Linked DNA regions of Homo sapiens: region 2 is linked to region 1. A link is an interaction called in ENCODE POLR2A ChIA-PET data of the cell type or tissue named here. Cell type or tissue: endothelial cell of umbilical vein. All regions are shown on one strand.

Region 1 (2,500 bases):
TCCCAGGAGAAAGGGGCAAGAGGAGCTCTGACAAGGGAGGGCACACACCGGCAGCAGGTAGAAGAAATCAGTGCAATGTTGGGTGGACGTGGGCAGTGGCAAGAGCTGTCAGGGAGGGCTCTGGGTCAGCTTGCTGGCTGGGATGAGCCACCCAGTGACCCCGAGTCCTCTCCAACCTGCTTCTTAGGAGAGGCTGATGCCATCCTATGAAACAAAGCAGCTACTGTGCATGCTCCGGAGGGAGCTTGGCAAAGCCGGCCGAGGGCCTGAATGTTTCCATTCTAGGGTGGTTTTGTGCCAATATATTCTGAACCCAAAATCAAGATTCTTTGTCCATCAGGTATAAGTACACTTATGCTACAGGATGGACTCTGGAGGCCAATGGATAACTCTCCTGTGCTTGCAGCCTGTGACGCAGTCCTGCTCTCAACATGTGGGTGCTGTCCACCTCCCTGACTCTGCAAAAGAAGCCACTGTCCACCCATACCCAGGTAGCTCTGCGAACAAGGTGACTAGAGCAGAGGCAGAAGAGGTTTTCGAGAGGACAAAGCCAGCAGTGGCTCAGTTGTGGAGAGAAGTGAGTCATCATGGTTAAGTAGCCAGCACGTTGTATGCACTTGCACGGTGTCAGGCCCTGTGCTCAGGGCTTTCGTCACCCGTATCCCTGCCAGTCATCCTACATAGGATAAAACAAAACCCAGCATTCTCTGGGTCAAGTTGCTTGTACATGGCAAGTCAACAAGGAGGGGACAGAATGAGGGTTTGAATTCAGTAGATCAGCCTCCTGAGACAATGTATAGAACATCTTCCCCCAAAAGAGGTATATGTTCATTAAGTTCTCCGTCATTTCCCCCTTCCTATGTCTTTAGGGATTTACTTGAAGTTCTGACATTTACTTTGAAAGTGCAACCACCCTTCTCTTGCCCCATCCCTAGTTTCCCAGGGAGGCTTCTCACCGGGTAGTACCGGCTTGCTGAATGTAGCTCAACACCGCCACCTGGTGTTGAAGGCCCACGACAAGCCCAGTGGCCACCACAGACGTGGCTGAGACCCAGTGTTCCTGACCGCTGCTTTAAAAGGTTTTGTATTTTTTTTCGTTCTGACTCCAAAAGAACATGCTCATTGTAAAACATTTCAGTATGCTTGTAGGGAGTAATTGGAAAAGCCTGCTTGCACAATAGAACGTGAAACCTCCTCTGCTTTGACCTCCATAGGGATATTTCTCTAATTATTCCTGTCCCCAAATTCCATCAAATTGTGTTTGCTTTTGTGATGACAGTATATATGTAAATTTTTTTTTTTTTTTGAGACAGTCTCGCTTTGTCACCCAGGCTGGAGTGCAATGGCGCGATCTCGGCTCACTGCAACCTCCACCTCCCAGGTTCAAGCGATTCTTGTACCTCAGTCTCGCAAGTGGCTGGGACTACAGGCATGCACCACCACACCTGGCTAATTTTTGTATTTTTAGTAGAGATGGGGTTTCATCATGTTGCCCAGTCTGGTCTCGAACCCCTGACCTCAAGTGATCTGCCTGCTTTGGCCTCCCAAAATGCTGTGATTACATGTGTGAGCCACCATGCCCAGCTTATTATAGTTATGTAGGATGATGGCTTTATTCTTAGGAGAGTCACACTAAAGTGTGTAGGGGTATGTCCCACCGTTTCTACAATTGGCTTTCAAATGGTTCAAACAAAAGAGCATACAGAGACAGAGAAAGAGAGGTAGAGAAATAGGACCACGTTAATCATTGAATCTCAGTGGGGAATATACGAGTAGGTGCTCACTGTATAGTTCTTTCAACTTTTTATACGTTTGATATTTTTCAAAATAAGAAGTCACAGCATCACTGTTGAGTGAGGAGAGAGGAGAGACAGCTGGAATGTCAAACATCCACACTTAGAAAAGCTGACATGAGTGCCCTTCCATATGAGTGGGACTCCTAGGCACTGCATGGTGCTAACGAGCAAGCTGAATGATGTGGGATGGATTCCAGCCAAGAAACTCAATGGTAGCATTAAACCTTCTTGGAGATATGCAGTCTTCCCCTGCCTGAGAAGTTCAGTGGCCCCAGCCAAACAAAACATGGTAATTCTTACACGGCATTAAATGCAATTCACCAGAGTGATTTGCAGCAAGAACCTCCTATTGACCATCATCAGTGATTCTTTGGAAGCAGAGAGGATGCAGACAAGGGGGTCCCCATGATGAATGGCTGCCAAGGCATCAGTGGAAAGGCTTGACATTTGCTCTGCAGTTTGCATTGACCTTGTCCCCAGGCACAGTTTTCCTCTTTCCTGGTTCAACTACATGGTAACAGCTCAGTTCCTTCCTCTAGTGCTGGACACAGACACATTTCTCTTCCTAGGTTCTCACCTTCATTCTCTACCAGCGGCTTTTCTAACACTTTTCTGTTTTTACACTAAAGCAGGAAATGCTAGCTCCAGCAAAGTCCACATGGAAAATAACAATAGGTGAAGAGACTCGATTAAGGTTCCCAAAG
Region 2 (2,500 bases), 120 kb after region 1:
AAAAAAAAAAAAAAAAAAAAGAAATGGGAGCAGCTCTTTAATCTTTTCCTTCTGCGTGCGCGTTCTCTTGCTCCTTATTCATTGCTGTCCTATATGCTGTTTTTCAGTCCCAAATGCCACCTGTATCTAGGAAGCTTTCATTCTTGACCAAATCCTGGAGCACTATGCAACTTCCGCAGCCCCAGTATAGAAGCAGGAGTATTAATTCTCAGGTCAAACACAAATTAATCAGTGAATACAATGATCTTCTACTTTGGTTTCTTATTCTTGCAATTGTTTTGCCAGTGAATAGTGTCACTAGGTAAGCTACATGTAGCTCTTTGGCTTCTAATGGCTTATCATTGCCTCAGAGGCTTCTGTATTATCCTTCAGCGATTTGTCTTTGAAATGAAGCAGAAGGAAAGCCTGCCAGTGGTTTCTTGGGGCCCTTTATTCTCCTAAATTTTAGAGAAATGGTACCTATCTAGAGGTCTTTGGTAAAGCAAAATTTGCTTAATAATAGAGTGTGTTGTAGAATCCTAGAGGTTTCTAATATTTTCTGTAATTGTCTCTTGTTAATGTAGGGTTTCTCTGGACCCTGCAGCTGGCAATCATTACCCCTGTCAACACTCTCTCTTTACAGACTCTAATGCTCCATCAGCTCAACACAGCATCCACGTCCTCAAAACCTTCCATCATAGTAAACATAAGACTCGGTAAGTGTCCTGAGGCTTGAAAGAATACTCTCACAGAAGTCTCACATAAGTGTTTGAGGCTTGAAAGAATACTCTCACAGAAGTCACATCATCCCAAAGTGATAACAATATTTGATTAATTAGGAAATATTGGACATTTATATGAGTGGAATTATCATATTTCCTCAAATACTGCATGAAAATTGGGTGCCTAGTAATTCGTTGCTACGTTGGATTAATCTGTAGCCTGCATGACTCCATTGATCTATCTTGCAGGAATTCAAATTATGAAGATAGTATCTGAATATGCATGTTTGAAAGATGTTTGTTTGTTTGTGTTTACCGAGTCTTATGTTTAAAACTGTGATGGAAGGTTTTGAGGACATGGATGCTATGTTGAGCTGATGAAGCATTAGTGTCTGTAAAGAGAGAGTGTTGAGGAAATATGATAATTCCACTCATATAAATGTCCAGTATTTCCTAATTAATCAAACCTTGTTATCACTTTGGGATAATGTGACTTCTGTGAGAGTATTCTTTCAAGCCCACCTTTGGCCTGCATTATGTGCCTTTAGGCCACTGCATTAAAAGCACGTAGCAGGGAGCACACTTGGCACATATAGGCAGGTGCTTGTCCTAGCAGCCCAGCCCAGCAGGGGCATATGACTCCATCGGCAGGGTTCCAAATTCATATTAGTGTTGTCTGCTTGCCAGGTGGTATAAAACTGTGCGGTAGTACTGAATTCTTTCCTTTTACAATGCTGTTTTCCATCTGGCTTTGATTCTTTTTTTTTTTTTAATCACAAAGTATACTTCCAGAAAAAGGAATATACATTACCTGTATCAAAAAAGACAGGCCATCTTAAATTAACATTTGAAAAACTAGATTTCATCTGCAAAATTCTAAAATAAATTTTGGATGTTTTTCTATATGCAAGTTACTTTCATATTCGAAAGAAGATTGACCCGTTTATATAAGTGAATAAATTTACCTGTGGAACACTACAAATATAAAAGCTCTGTCAAAAGGAGGCTTTCTCCCAATATTTTTTCTCCATTCTTTCTTTGTAGAATCCCTAGTTTTTAGTGGGCCTCTCTCTGTCCAGAAAAAGATTGTATTTCTCCACTTCCTTTGTAACTTGACGTGGCCATGTCTGTCCAGCTGGATATAAGCAGGAGTGGTGCGTGGAATTTTCAGGAACTATCCTTAAAGGGAAAAGGTTCTTCTGCTTTTCTCCTTTTTTTTTTTTTTTTTTTTTTTTTTCTGAGACGGAGACTCGCTCTGTCGCCCAGGCTGGAGTGCAGTGGCACGATCTCGGCTCACTGCAAGCTCCGCCTCCCGGGTTCACGCCATTCTCCTGCCTCAGGCTCGCGAGTAGCTGGGACTACAGGCTCCAGCCACCACGCCTGGCTAATTTTTTGTATTTTTAGTAGAGACGGGGTTTCACCGTGTTAGCCAGGATGGTCTCTATCTCCTGACCTCATGATCCACCCGCCTCGGCCTCCTAAAGTGCTGGGATTACAGGCGTGAGCCACGGCGCCCCGCCTGCTTTTCTCCTTTCTGGCTACATTGTGAATGTGAGAGCTGGAGCGTGAATACGCACCTTAGACTATGAGTGGAAACCATGTGCTAAGGATGATAGAGCCAAAGATAAGAGCCCGGTTTCCTGGCATCGTGGGACGGCGCGTCACCTCTAGAGAGACTACTACCTCCCTAGAGAGATTTTTAACGTGAGTGAGAAAGTAATCTGCTTTTTTGATAAACCACTGTAATTTTGCATTTACTGTTATTCGTAGCTAAACTAATTTAAATGGGTAAACCCTCA

The links. Peaks named below come from ENCODE experiments on the same cell type or tissue, not always from the same donor. Only the 100,000 strongest peaks of a DNase experiment are listed, where the experiment ranks them.
Region 2: POLR2A ChIA-PET joins it to region 1 with 11 read pairs; 2 of 35 experiments call an interaction of 5 or more read pairs at or near these places.

The regions. Positions count from the first base shown.
Region 1 is chr10:28,626,807-28,629,306 of GRCh38, reverse strand. No RefSeq gene overlaps it. Among named protein-coding and RNA genes, the nearest start is that of BAMBI, 49 kb to the left of the region's middle. RefSeq lists a silencer at 916-1,095. In endothelial cell of umbilical vein, a CTCF peak has its summit at 1,008 (motif pointing left); a DNase peak (open chromatin) is centred at 986; H3K27me3 peaks cover 89 bases.
Region 2 is chr10:28,502,139-28,504,638 of GRCh38, reverse strand. No RefSeq gene overlaps it. Among named protein-coding and RNA genes, the nearest start is that of LINC02652, 7.6 kb to the right of the region's middle. In endothelial cell of umbilical vein, no CTCF peak of the experiment used is centred here; a DNase peak (open chromatin) is centred at 1,358; H3K4me3 peaks cover 172 bases.